Regions from separate parts of the Homo sapiens genome. Here region 1 is linked to region 2. A link is a loop called in an ENCODE intact Hi-C map of the cell type or tissue named here. Cell type or tissue: GM12878. All regions are shown on one strand. Links, peaks and the distances in the headings refer to the core of each region. The heading gives the core; the rest is flanking DNA.

Region 1 (6,581 bases), core at 2,124-4,623, 120 kb before region 2:
ATGCCTGCCCTCCCACTGTTTCTCTTTGGACACCACGTTCCACTTGTTCCACAATGTCAATAGTGGGAAGGCCCTTCCCACTTTTTCACTCCCTATTCCAGTCTACCCATCATGCCCAACCTAGAGCAAATGACAGCCGCAGAGCCTCCTCTTCTAAAGCACTCTCATTAACAAATTCCAGGTTAGAGATGCAAACCAAGACCTGTAGACTTACCTGGGCAATTATATAATTTGCACATATATTTTGCAGCTCCCTAGTAGATAGATAAGTTTCTTGAGATCTAGGAGCTCCTTAGAGTCATCTTTGCATAGTGAAATTACATATACATATTTACCTTAGAAAAATCCAAACAAAAGGGATAAATGTTTACCACTTAAAACAGTGCCAGTTATTCTATTCAATAGGCAGATGTGCCCCAGAATGAACTCGAGAAGGGAGGCGTGGAGTTCCTGTTCCCTCAATGCCAATTCCCACAAATGCTTCCCTAGGTGCAAAAATTTCACCATCCTAGGTGTGATTCCAATGAGTACTCACTATAAACCCAAACCAGCTTACCTCCCCTTGGGGTTCACTGTTGGAAAAGCAATCTGATCTAGTCCTGAAGGAAGACATGCATTGGTCAGGTAGAGAGATGCCACAGTATTACATTTTATATGCACTTCAAAAGATTTTCAAGGGTAACTTTGATTGTACACATTTTCCACCTTCCACAAGAATTTTAGAATTGCAGCCTCTGCATTAACTACAGGTCCTCTGTGTGCCCCCACCCTAATCCTAGGCCAAAAGGTGCCTGATAAATGTCCACAGAGCTCCCTAGTATGCTGGTCCCTGTACCATGTAAGGCATTACTCTACGGAAGCTGTCGCCAAAGGACTTCAACTCATTCATGATGAAAAACACACCAATGACGCCCCTAGCTCCATGTGTGTACAACGACAATTCAACAGCTGAAAAATGGCCAGCACCATGCATTTTTGTACTGCAGTTACATCTATAACCATAAAACAACCTAGAATTAAACCCACACTCATGAAACATCAGAAGTGACGTTTTAATAACTGACTTCTGTTAGCCATCAAGTTTCAAGATCTTTAGCAACTCATTCTAAGGAAAACTACTTGAAAAAAATGAAGGATCACTTAACTATACTTAGAATTCAGAGTGAGTGCAACTATATTGTCTATTAAAAATCACTAAGTGTTCCAAAGAAAGAGTTGAGAAAATGAAGTACAAACTCTCTTTCTACTTATTCACTAAGTATTTCATATTCAGCTATTCATTCTTGAGTCAAAGTAACTTGAGTCAAAGTAACTGACTTGACTAAATTCAATACACTTAGAATTAAGAACAGTTTACAGTTAGATGTGTGGCTAGGCCTGCCATGGTAAAATGAAATGGCAGTTATTAGAATTTTCAGAAGAAAAGATCAGGTAATTTTTCAGGGATGTAAGTGAAATCTGTCAAAATGGCAGTGAGCTCAGAGGAATGTTACTGCACTTGAGAACTACTTTTGGAATGACTCATTAATAATTTAGTTAGACTGTCAACGATGCTCTCCAATTACTCAAATACTACTAGAAAACATTTCATTAGGAGATTTAAATAAACTCTTCCTGCCTCATGCTCATTACTCCCCATGTTTGCCCAAAAGAAATCAGGCCCAAGTTAAAAGCTGCCCCTCCAGAAACATTTCCTTGGTTTCCCTTCCAGTGAGAGGTGGCATCTCCTTCTCCCAAACTCCTGTGGCATGAGGCACATATCTCATTTACTTAATTAGACTGCAAGTGCTTGGAAGGCAGGCTCCACATTCAACTGAGCCTGGCATTTGCACTCTCTAACTTCCCACCACATAGAGCTCCTAGCACAATACTCTGAAAAGAGTACTCACTCAGCAAGTGTTAGTGAATGAGTGAGGGGATAAATGCAGGCTTGAGGGGTTCCGTCTGGTGTTTCTGGCATATCCCAAAGCCCAGTTATTTGTTAAAAATTTTATGTGAACCCTCCAAACACATTAGGTTGATATCGAAGTTTCACAGAGTCATCTCATGGTGATTCTTGGTAATGAAGTTCACTTGGGTCAACAATAATCTAGAATGTGTATCTACATCTCTTTCAATGTGCTCCACTTGAAAAATATTAACCAAGTATTTCTTTCTCTTTTAAAAGCTAACTCATTTCATTTAACAGCATCTATAACTGTCAGAACTTTGGCAGACTTTGTGAAAAGTATCACTTTAACTGTCTGAATTAAAAATTAATCACAAAAGTCTTCCTTTGTTTTGTTTTTACTACTTAAACTCCCTATTGATAAAGAAAAAGTCCGTTTTTTTTTTGTTGTTGTTGTTTCTTGAGACAGGATCTCATTCTGTCACCCAGGCTGAAGTGCAATAACACAGTCACATCCCAGGAGCCTCCAGCTCGTGGGCTCAAGTAATCCTCCCACCTCAGCCTCCCGGGTAGCTGGGACTACAGGCGTGCGCCACTACACCCAGCTAATTTTTAAAATTTTTAGTAGCTACTAGGTCTCTCTACTTTGCCCAGGCTGGTCTGGAACTTCTGAGCTCAAGAGAATCTTCTGCCTTGGTCTCCCAAAGTGCTGGGATTATAGGTGTGAGCCACTGCACCTGGCCTTGATGTTTTTTTGTTTGCTTATTTTTAAGATCGTTGGAGTCTTTTCCCCATAATACAAAAAAAATGCAGTTATTGCATTTGCTAGGAGAGAAAATTCCTGTACTTTAAAATTATATTTTACAATGACTGCTTCCAACCTCCACCACTCCTCCCACCTAATACCATTGGGGCTAGAAGTGGGGATGATCCTCTTGATCATTTTTGCCTCATTTTACATGATAAATTATCAAACTTTTGCATTTTTTTAAAAAAGGCAGTTCCAAAGACTCAACACAAAGTTACCTAAGGAATTTCCTTCTCTGGATCTGCTTGTCCAGGAGTTGAAATGTTCATTAAGTTCATCAGGCAGGCAGTTCAGGAACTCTGGATGAAAGTCAGCTCAAACCCAAGGAGACTGCCAACTTCCCTTTCTTGAAAACCCTCCTGCATACAAAGTCTCATTCCTCTCAACAGTTTGCTCATTTTTGTCTTCTGGAAAGTAAGTTCATTTGTTCATGCTACGTTAGTGGAAGTAAACAACCCCTACTGAGCCCCCAGCTTCACTGCTGGCTTATAATGCACTATTCCCCAAAGTGGTGGTTCTTATTTCTGAAGACGGGCTTCCTCACCCATCTTGTCCCATCAGATAACTTAGAGTTTGGTGCAAGCCTTGCAAATCATGTAGTAACAGCCCCTCATTGTAGCAGCTAGAATACGGAGGCCGAGAAAGATCCATCGATGTGCCCCTTGCACGACACTGCTTACTAGTAGCCAAGTGCAGCCTAGAACGCAGGCCTCCTGGCCACGAGTTCTGTGTTCTTTCTTACCTAGCCTGGTGCTTACAGCTCTCCTAGGAGTAAAGTGGCAAGCCCCAATAGTGTTGCTGAGTGCCAGGCATGAAGCCAGGCAAGAATTAGGTCCTCCACACACTTGCTACTCAAAGTGCGTGCCACGGACCATCAGCATCTGCCCCATCTGGAAACAAGTTAGAAATGTAGAGTCCCAGGCCTCCCCTGAGACCTGCTATATCAGACTCTGCTCTTTAACCATATCCCCAGGAGACTCACAAGCACATTAAAGTTTGAGAAGTGTTGCTCCACAGCAGGGAGAAAAAAAAAAAAAGATACACCTTCACTTTTTGAGTTAAGCTCAGGCCAAGTCCTGAGCTCATGTCACCGCCTATGGCAGATCACACTGAAGGATGTGCCAGTGATCTGACCCAAATGGACTTGTCTCCTTTAAACACTAAGGCCACTCGGATAATCTGCAGAATAGAATCCCTGGAGCCCAGTGGATGCCTTATAGAATCCATACAACTCATTTGTCTGTTTTGTTTCCTTGCTGAAATTCTGATTTACTTACTGACTACTGAGGGGTAAAATGGGGGAAAGGTTGAGTAATAAAAGTACTTCTTTATGGAAGATCAAAGATATCCTCCCCCACTTTCTTTTCCTAAAGTGGTTCTCCACAAGAATTGTGGGTAAAGGAACTCAGCACGTGCTTCATGCCAGGATTAAGAATGCAGGTACGGGAGACAGCCTTCCTGGGAGCAAGGCAGAACTCTGCTTGCTGCCATCCGTGTGACCTTGACAACTCAACATTTGTGTCTCAGTTTTCTCACCTTTAAAATGGGAACAAAGATGACACTTATTTCATAGCCATATGATACAGATGAAATGATAATGATCAAGCCTCACATACAGTGAGTGCTCACTAAATATAAGCTACTGTCATTATACATATCCTATGTGTCAGTGTCACTCAAAACCACTGTGGCCCCCAATCTTCTCATGATTGACCCAGATAATGATCAACAGCCAATCAACCTAAAGGAACCAATAATGGACTGGGCGTGGTGGCTCACACCTCTAATCCCAGCACTTTGAGAGGCCTATGTGGGAAACTCTCTTGAGCCCAGAAGTTCCAGACCAGTCTAGGCAACATGGCGAAACCCGGTCTCTACCCAAAATAAAAAAATTAGCCAGGCATGGTGGCGTGCACCTGTAGTCCCAGTTACCTGGGAGGCTGAGGTGGGAGGATGGCTTAAGCCTGAGAGGCAAAGGTTGCAGTGAGCTGAGATCATGCCACTGTGCTCCAGCCTGGGTGACAGAGTGAGACCCCATCTCAAGGAAATAAAAAAGAAAAGAAAAGAAACCAATATGCAGCCAGGCTCAGTGGCTCACACCCATAATCCCAGTGGTTTGGGAGGCCAAGGTGGGAGGATCGCTTGAGGCCAGGATTTCAAGATCAGCCTAGGCAACATAGCGAGACCTTGTTTCTACAGAAAAAAAAAAGAGAGAGAGAGAGAAAGACAAACTAATACACATAAAAGGCAGACACTGAGAAAAGTCTTGCCCTACCAAAACATGTGTGAATTCTGGGTTCGAGCAAAAACATGCACCACCTTTCACTTTGAATTCTAATGTGTGTTGACGTAATGTGTGTTGATGTAGAGTAAGAGCCCCAGAGCTTGATCAACCATGAAGAAATAAAGGAAAGGAAAGGAAAGAGGAGTCAGTCTTAGACACGCAACCTCATGCCTCACAGCTGTCCCTTATGAGCACACCAGCCAAATGCTTTGTCTACCTGCAAAGTGACTTTAAAAGGAGAGAACAAGGAGGAGCTGCTCTGTACTCCCTTTTTAAAATGTGGCACATGCTGTCATTCCTTCTATGATAGTTGGCCAAAAGACAAATCTGATTTCCTTTCCCAGACTTCATTTTAATTTTTATTTTTATGAAAGCAGGAAAAACATACTGCTCTCTCCATCCCATCCTCACTGTTTTTTTTTTTTAAAAAAATTAATATTGTTCCTTTTGAAAGACTAACCCCACTTCTCTTTTCTTAATTAGGCTCAACTGAAATATAGGCATAAGCATTCAACTGGGCAAGCCAAACTGAAAAACATCCCCAAGCCCTGAAAATCTAAATCAAGACCAAACCAATTATAGCATTTTATTTAGGTGGTGTTTATTTTTTGTATTTTTTTAACTGTCAAGTGATTGACAGAATTTATGGTAGGCGCAAAATGTTAAAGTATTTCTAGACTTTGCGGGAAGACATTAAGTTTGTCTATAGCCTCTAAACAAAATTATTTGTTTTCCAGTCATGCCTTTCAGTTTAAAAGTATTGCACTTTTACTAGCCACATCATTCTGGGCATATGCTTCTTCTGAGGAGACATTTTTCTAGCTGAGTTTAATCCAGTGAGTTAAAAGAGGGAAAGAATGTAAAATGGAACTCTCTACTTGCAGTTGGACATGCATTTGTTTTTCATCGCAGGATGCTAGGAAAGAAACCTCTCTGGTTGTCTAACTGTTTGCCTCACCTGTCTGAGGGCTGAGGCCCTGAGGACAGCATGCAAATTTCAACCCCCAACCCCATCCTCTCACTTCCCCTCCTCTATTGAGCATAACTTAGCCGCAACAGGATGCTACCCATTCACCCGTGGAGGCCTTACCTGTCGGTTTTCTTGATCAGGATGGCTCTAAAGATGTGCTCCAGGGGCGTCTTCTCCCGCTCATGGGTGGGCTGCACGAAGGGGTGCAGGGCCGCCAGCGAGAAGCCCTGCTGGTACAGCTCCAGGAGCTGGGCGGGCAGGTCACGCAGGGAGGCCAGCCTCACTGCTGAGGACCCAGGGAGCTCCGCTGGAGTGGAGAGAGGAGAGGCTCATCAAAGACCCATCACAACGCCCACTCAGCCCTGCCCAAACCCCTCTTCCCTTGCCCTCGGGGAGGATCCTCTAGGTCACTGCTAAAATGAGTTTGTCCCAGTTTTTACTGTCTTCAAACAGACTTTATAAGCAGCCTGTCGTTTTCCAAATCACCCAAAGGCATTAATAATTGGATGTCGGCCAGGCGTGATGGCTCAGGCCTATAATCCCAGCACTCTGAGAGGCCGAGGCAGATGGATCGCTTGAGCCGAGAAGTTTGAGACCAGCCTGGGCAACATAGTAAAACTCGGTCTCTCTT
Region 2 (6,581 bases), core at 2,254-4,753:
ATGCCCCTATTATCTGTAGAGGTAGGCGTAAGAAGTGGAGAGAAATGGCAAACAGAGTTTTGCAAACAAATGTGCGGTGGGAATTCAGATTTTCATGTACGTGTTGCATCTGTGGCCTAGAAGAAATCAGACACATGGCCTAGGAGAAATCAAGAGTGAGAAATCACCAGCCCACAGAGGAGATGTCACTGACCTTGAGGCTAACAGAAGTAAATGACAATTGTGGCAACAGCTGTTGGTCACCAACTCAACAGTGATTACCACCTTCTTCTTTGTTAATAGAAAATGATTTCTGTTCAGGAACTGAGCAGCAGATAGTTCTTGGAATCTGGACCCCATTGAAGTTTCAAGGTGTAAACCTTGATCAGTCTGTGTCCAAAATTGTAGTTCTGTTTCCCTTGTTAGTGATGAGTTCAGGATGGGGCATGTGCCACAATTGTAGTCAATGAGAAGTCTGCTGGAGGTACTTCTAGAAGAGTTTTCCTTAATCTCAAAAAAGAAGAAATCACAGAGACTTTCTGTTTCTGTCATTTGGATGTTGCTGGGAGATAATGTGATGCTTGGAGCTGTTGCAGCCATTTTGCAATCATGAGGGAAGAAGCCTGAGGCAAAGGCAACATGCTTAGGGTAGCAGAATAGGAATATCGACAAATCTAGACTCCTATATTAGGTTGAGCTGCTAAACCAATCAATGCCAGTACTGCCTCCCTACAAACTTAGTACCTAGTCACTCAGAGATGAGACTATGGAGTCAGACTTCCTAGGTTCAAATTCTAACTTTACCACTTACCAGTTGTGTGACTTTGGACTTCTCTGTGCCTCATATTTCTGATTTGTATACCTACCCTGTAGTATTCGTTTTAGAATTAAATGAATTGATATGTGGAGAATGCTAGAACCATAACTGATCACTCAAACATTTAACATTTTTTTATCATTTAAGACATTTTGTGTTGCATCTTCTAGTTGTTGCTTTTGAAAGCATCCTATGTAACACAGCAACTTTCAGTTAACCTTTCTCCTGTCAAAAAGTTAGGAAACTAACAACAAAAAGGCAAACCATCCCTTAAACAATGAAAAAAGGACTTGAATAGATATTTCTCCAAAGAAGACAGACCATGGCCCACAAACACATGAAAACACACTCAGTATCATTCATCATTAGGGGAATGCAAATAAAAATGAGGCACCGCTGCACACTCATTAGGATGGGAATAATTTTAAAAAAAAAGAAAACAGAAAATAGCGAGTATGGGTGAGGATGTGGAGAAACTGGAATTTGTATATTGCTGGTGGGAATGTAATACGGTTCAGCCACTGTGGGAAACAGTTGGCGGTTCCTCAAATGACTCAACACAGCATCACCACAGGACCCAGCAATTCCACTCCTAGGTGTCTGTACCCAAAAGAATTGAAAACAGGGACACAAGTACATGTATACACATGTTCATGGCAGCACAGTAGCCAAAAGGTGGAAGCAAACCACATGTCCATTGATGGATGAATGGATAAATTAATTGTGATATATACATACAGTGGAATAATATTCAGCCATAATAAATTAGAAAAAAATGATGAGAAATGGGAAAAATATCCCATTTACAAAAGCAACCAAAATCAAATACTCAGGATCAAACACAGAAGAAAAACAAAACGACCTAAGGACATGGAAGAAGACTTGAAATGCAGGGAAACATCACGCACCTGAATGAGAAGGCTCGGGGCCGACATAATGTCAATTATTTCCAAATCAATCTGTGAATTTAATCCATCTTTAATTTTTTAACTTGACAAACTGATTTTTAAATTCTACTCAAAGAATAAATATGTGAAAGTAACTAAAATAATTTTTTTTAAAAGGAGCCAGGTGTGGTGGTTACGGGACTGTATTTCTAGTTACTCTGGAGGCTGAACTGAGACAGAAGGATTGCTTGAGCCCAGAAGTTTAAGACCAGCCTGGGCAACATAGTGAGACCCCATTTAAAAAATTAAAGGGGATAGCTGTTACTAGATAGTAAGATATATTTCAAAATTACTCTAATTTGGGAATTTGATACCAACATAGGAATGAGAAAATTGATTACTGAACCAGAAATCAGAATTTATCATATACTGATTGGTATGTGCAATTGGTAGGAAAAGGAAAGATTAATTAAATAGTCTGGGAACAACCGGCTTGAAACTAATATACTAAAATAAATTCCACAGGGATTAAATACAAAAATAAAACTACAATAGAACTCAAAGAAAATACAAGTAAATATTTTCCCATTTACCAGAACTCATCCATATGGCTCAACTCAACCGCAGGGGAGGCTTGAAAACGTGTGTGGCTCTTTGGGAAGCACTCACTGTTACTGCCATAGATACCTAACCTATTTCTAGGAATGAGGGAAAGGATGAAACAAAGGATTGAAACCGAAGGGCTTTCTGCCTATCCTTATGTTTATCAAAAAATTCCAATACCCAAAATACACCATCCCACAATTATAATTGGTTGCATAGGCAAAGCTTCTCTTTCTCATTTGATAATCCTGTATATCTTTATAAGGAGCACATTTTTAGCTGATATTCCAGCTGCATATTGGAATTACATCTGTTCTCATTCTCTTGTTAATAATGTTAATAACGAAGCTTGACTAATAAATTGCAAGGGCTAACTTTGGAGTGACTGGTTCAAAATTCCTTGCTAGTGAGGAAAACAAAAGAACAAATATATTTTAAGAATAGATCCACCATAATAACATGCTGATGGTCAAAACTGATCAGGTAATTTGGATGAAGCCTCACACCTTCTTACACTTTGCAAAAGAAATAGCAGGAAAGGACAGACAAGCCTGGGCTCCTGTTCAGCCCTGGGGAGGAAGCAGGTACAATGGAGCTGGCAGTGTGGTCATTCCTGCTGTGCCAAGCCAATTTGCTTGAACTTGAAACAGAAGTGTTAACCTCACGGCACGCAAGTCCACCCATCCTCTGCTTTTGCCCTCCTTGGGGGCTTTCAGTGGCGCTTGTTGGGGGGAGAAAAAGGTGCTTGTTTTATTCCCAGTTGTACAGAGCAGCTGATCAGTGTCTGCACGACTTCTTGAACAAAGAATGTATTTCAGACCTTCTTATTGCTTGCTTACTTCATTTAACATTTAACAGATGTCAGTTGTGACACACACACACTTTCTCCCTAGGCAATGGATTAAGGCAAATTTCATTTTATGCCTGGCACGAAAGCCATGCTACATTGTATATTGAAAGACTTTTTTTTTTTTTTAAGAGAGAAAGAGGGGAAAAACAATTCTGCCTTAAAATCCCTAATAATGCAAGAAAACCAATTTCCGCAAAGGCATTGTCCTGGAAAGCTTTGTTGGTTTATGGTGCCACCTAATGGGGATGTGTCAGATTACACAAGGGCTATTGCATCAGGTCGCACACCCTGTCATGGTGAACACACTGGTGGTGTGTGGCTGGGAATGCAGTTTATGCAGATGCCTGTGCTGGATGAGATGTTATCGTCACGTACTGTGTCTATGTCTAGTTATTTAACCTTGGGCAAGTCCCTCCACGCCTCTGAACTCAAGGATCCTCACCTAAAGGAGGCTTCTGGATGCCTTCTTTGTGAGACTGTTCACAGGACAAAGAAAAGGTGTACTTGGCTGGGCGAGGTGGCTCATGTCTGCAATCCCAACACTTTGGGAGGCTGAGGCAGGAGGATCACTTGAGGCCAGAAGTTTGAGACCAGCCTGGGCAAGATGGCAAGACCCCATTTCTACAAAATAAAAATTAAAAAATTAGCTGGGTGTGGTGTGTGAGCCTGTATCATACTCCATATCTGGGTAACAGAGAGACTCTGTCAAGAAAGAAAGAAAGAGAAGAAAGAGGAGAAAGAAAGATGAGAAAGAAAGAAAAAAGAGAAAGAGAAAAAAGAAATAAAGAAAAGGAAGAGAGAGAAGGAAAGAGAGGGAGTGAGGAAGGAAAAGAAGGAAGGGAGCAAGGAAACAAAGGAAGAAAAAGAGGGAAGGAAGAAGGAAGGAAAAAGAGAAAGAAAAGAAAGAGAAAGAAGAAAGAGAAAGAAAGGAAGGAAGAAGAAAGAAAGAAAAAGAAAGAAAGAAAGGGGAAAGAAAAGGTATATTTGAAATGGAGACATAGCCCAAGGCTCTTAAACTCAGGGTTATGTCAGTCATGATGTAATAAAATCATGAGGCCCTACATATATTGTTTTTCTCCTTTTGGTATAAGCTTGGGTTTCAGAGCCATGTTTTTCGACGCCAGTAAAACTTCCAGCACTAGCATGGAAATGAACTGCAGTCGATGGCTGCCCTCAAGGTTGGAGAGGGGATAGGAAACTGGGGCTGCGTTGAACTGGACAACACTTGTCTGGTCTCAGGTGGATGACTGGTGTCAGCCCAGAATGGCCAGGAGGTGTGGCAAGATTTTCCTGTTTGCCTAAAGAAAGTAACCACTTGGGATCTCCTGCTTGTAAATGTTGGCCCAAGTTTTTGAACTCTACAGGGGCTAAAGAAATCATCCCCGAGGACTGAGTTCAGCTTGTGGGTCTCCAGCTTGCGCTCTCTGCTGTTCATTGCTATAGTCTTGCAAGAAGGTGGGTGCTAGGTGTGGAGCCCACTCTATCCAGGGTACTCTATCTGTGGGGAAGGGGGGCTCAATGCTCCATGTCTTGGGGGAGGATAGTGGGAATCTAGTGGCAGAATCAGGAGTGGGGACCTGAATCATTATGTTACTGGCCTGAGGCCAGAAGCTCAGCCTGGTGGAGGCCTAGGTAAGGCCTTCCCTGGTTGTCAATCCTCCTTCCTCGCCACCATGTCTTTCTCTCCTCTTCCTTGGAACGGCTTTCCCTGAAGCCTCCAGGCTTCTCTGATGAGATCCCCTCAAGAGCTAAACAGTTACTGGACACCATTGAGAAGAGTGCCAGACTGAGAGTCAGACCTGTGCATACACACTTGCTGTGTGGCCTTGAGGGGGAACCTCCACCTCTCTGAGTCTTTGTTTCCTCATTTATAAAGTGGGGAGGAAGAGAAAAGCCTTTCCCAGCTTCTCAGGATGGCACCTGGGTACAGATCATAGAGATGATGCATGAGGCGTGCTTTGTGAACTTGAAAGTGCTGAGCAGTACTTGGTTATTGTAAAACAATGACATCTACTTTGAATAATTCTTAAATCCTGGTACAGAATTAAGAAAGGATCATCTATTCATTTAGTCAACTATTTGTTCAAGAAATACGTACTGAGCCTCCATTATGTGCCAGGTACGTCTAAGCAATGACTAAGACAGACATGGATTGCCTGTCATGGAATGTCAATTCTAGAGTAGGAGGTAGAGAATAGGGAAGAAAGGAGGGAAAGAGGGAAGGAGGGAAGGAAGGAAGGAAGAAGGGAAAGAAGGAAGAAGGAAAGGAAGGGAAGGGGGGAAGGACAGAAGGAATGAGGGAGGGAGGAAAGGAAGGAAGGAAAGAAGGAGGGGAGAAGGGGAGGAGGGAGGGAGGGAAGGAAAGAAGGCGGCTTGAAATTGGCCATGATGAGTATTTACACCACCAACATTGAAAAACTCAGTAAATCAGGGTCCTTCCTGCAGGCTGACTTTTAAATATTTGCCATCAACTACTGAAGCCAGAGATTAGAGTGAGGAGCCAGAGGAGGATTCTGAGTGCAGGAGAAACACAATTTGCTATCAATTTTATCCATTTTTCAAAGTTTCCTCTTCATGATGTGGAGAATAGGCTGCAGCCAGGCACAGCAGCAGCGGGAGTATCAGCCTAGAAGGCTGTGAAATAACACAGGCATGAGATGCAAGGTTGGGCTAGCAATGGAGTAGCCAAACACGGATGGTTGGGATATGATGGGGGGCAAGGCTGATGGCATTCATTTGTGGATTGGCTGTGGGGTAAAGATAGAGACACAGCTGGTGAATCATACAGACACACTCTGTTCATGAAGAGCTTACACTTTAGTGGGAGAAACAAAGCAGGCAGTCAGCTAGGACTCCCACAAATATTTAGTTATAGTGGCTCTCGATGACATATAACGCAGGGAAACCTAGCCAAGTTTGGAAATGACATTTAAGCTTTGCTAAGGTGAGGTACGGTACAATCACACACCCATGGAGATATTTACATATTTCCTCCACAACTGATTTGGTTCTGCAAACATGCAAGGCCCCAAACATGTCATTCGCTAGTAATGGACTATGGCAAGGAGGAATCAGGAACGTGGAAGCTTTCAAAAATTGCCTACCCACCCAACTTCTGGGTTTTGCCTGTTCCGTCAGGATCCGCTGTGAGCTGCTAGGGTAATGGGGCAAACGGTGGAGATGCAAATGAAAATAGAAATGCTGAGAGAACAGGTTATCTAGTGGAAAGAGGGTGCCAAAGGAAGCAGGGTAGCTAGTGTGAGTGGACTGTTTGATACAGTTTGGGAAAGAGAAAGTTTTGGAGGAGAGCAGGTACCCTGATAAGGGGAGTCTTGAGGAAGCAGATAGGCGATGAGTTTCTTCAGGGCTGATGAATGGTTGTGTTATTCAACCGGTTCTGCACTGACCACCATGTGACTTTGCTCCTAAGAAAAAGCAGAATATA

The links. Peaks named below come from ENCODE experiments on the same cell type or tissue, not always from the same donor. Only the 100,000 strongest peaks of a DNase experiment are listed, where the experiment ranks them.
Region 1: it touches region 2 in a loop (2.3-fold over the local background); 2 of 110 quality-filtered maps call a loop at or near these places.

The regions. Positions count from the first base shown.
Region 1 is chr3:16,427,781-16,434,361 of GRCh38, forward strand. It overlaps RFTN1 (raftlin, lipid raft linker 1), which reads right to left. Exons shown (of 10, transcript NM_015150.2): 3 at 6,071-6,257. Among named protein-coding and RNA genes, the nearest start is that of RFTN1, 83 kb to the right of the region's middle. RefSeq lists a silencer at 5,945-6,074. In GM12878, for the core only: no CTCF peak of the experiment used is centred there; a DNase peak (open chromatin) is centred at 3,581; H3K27ac peaks cover 1,438 bases.
Region 2 is chr3:16,547,580-16,554,160 of GRCh38, forward strand. No RefSeq gene overlaps it. Among named protein-coding and RNA genes, the nearest start is that of LINC00690, 15 kb to the left of the region's middle. In GM12878, for the core only: a CTCF peak has its summit at 3,386 (motif pointing left); DNase peaks (open chromatin) are centred at 2,906 and 3,382; H3K27ac peaks cover 500 bases.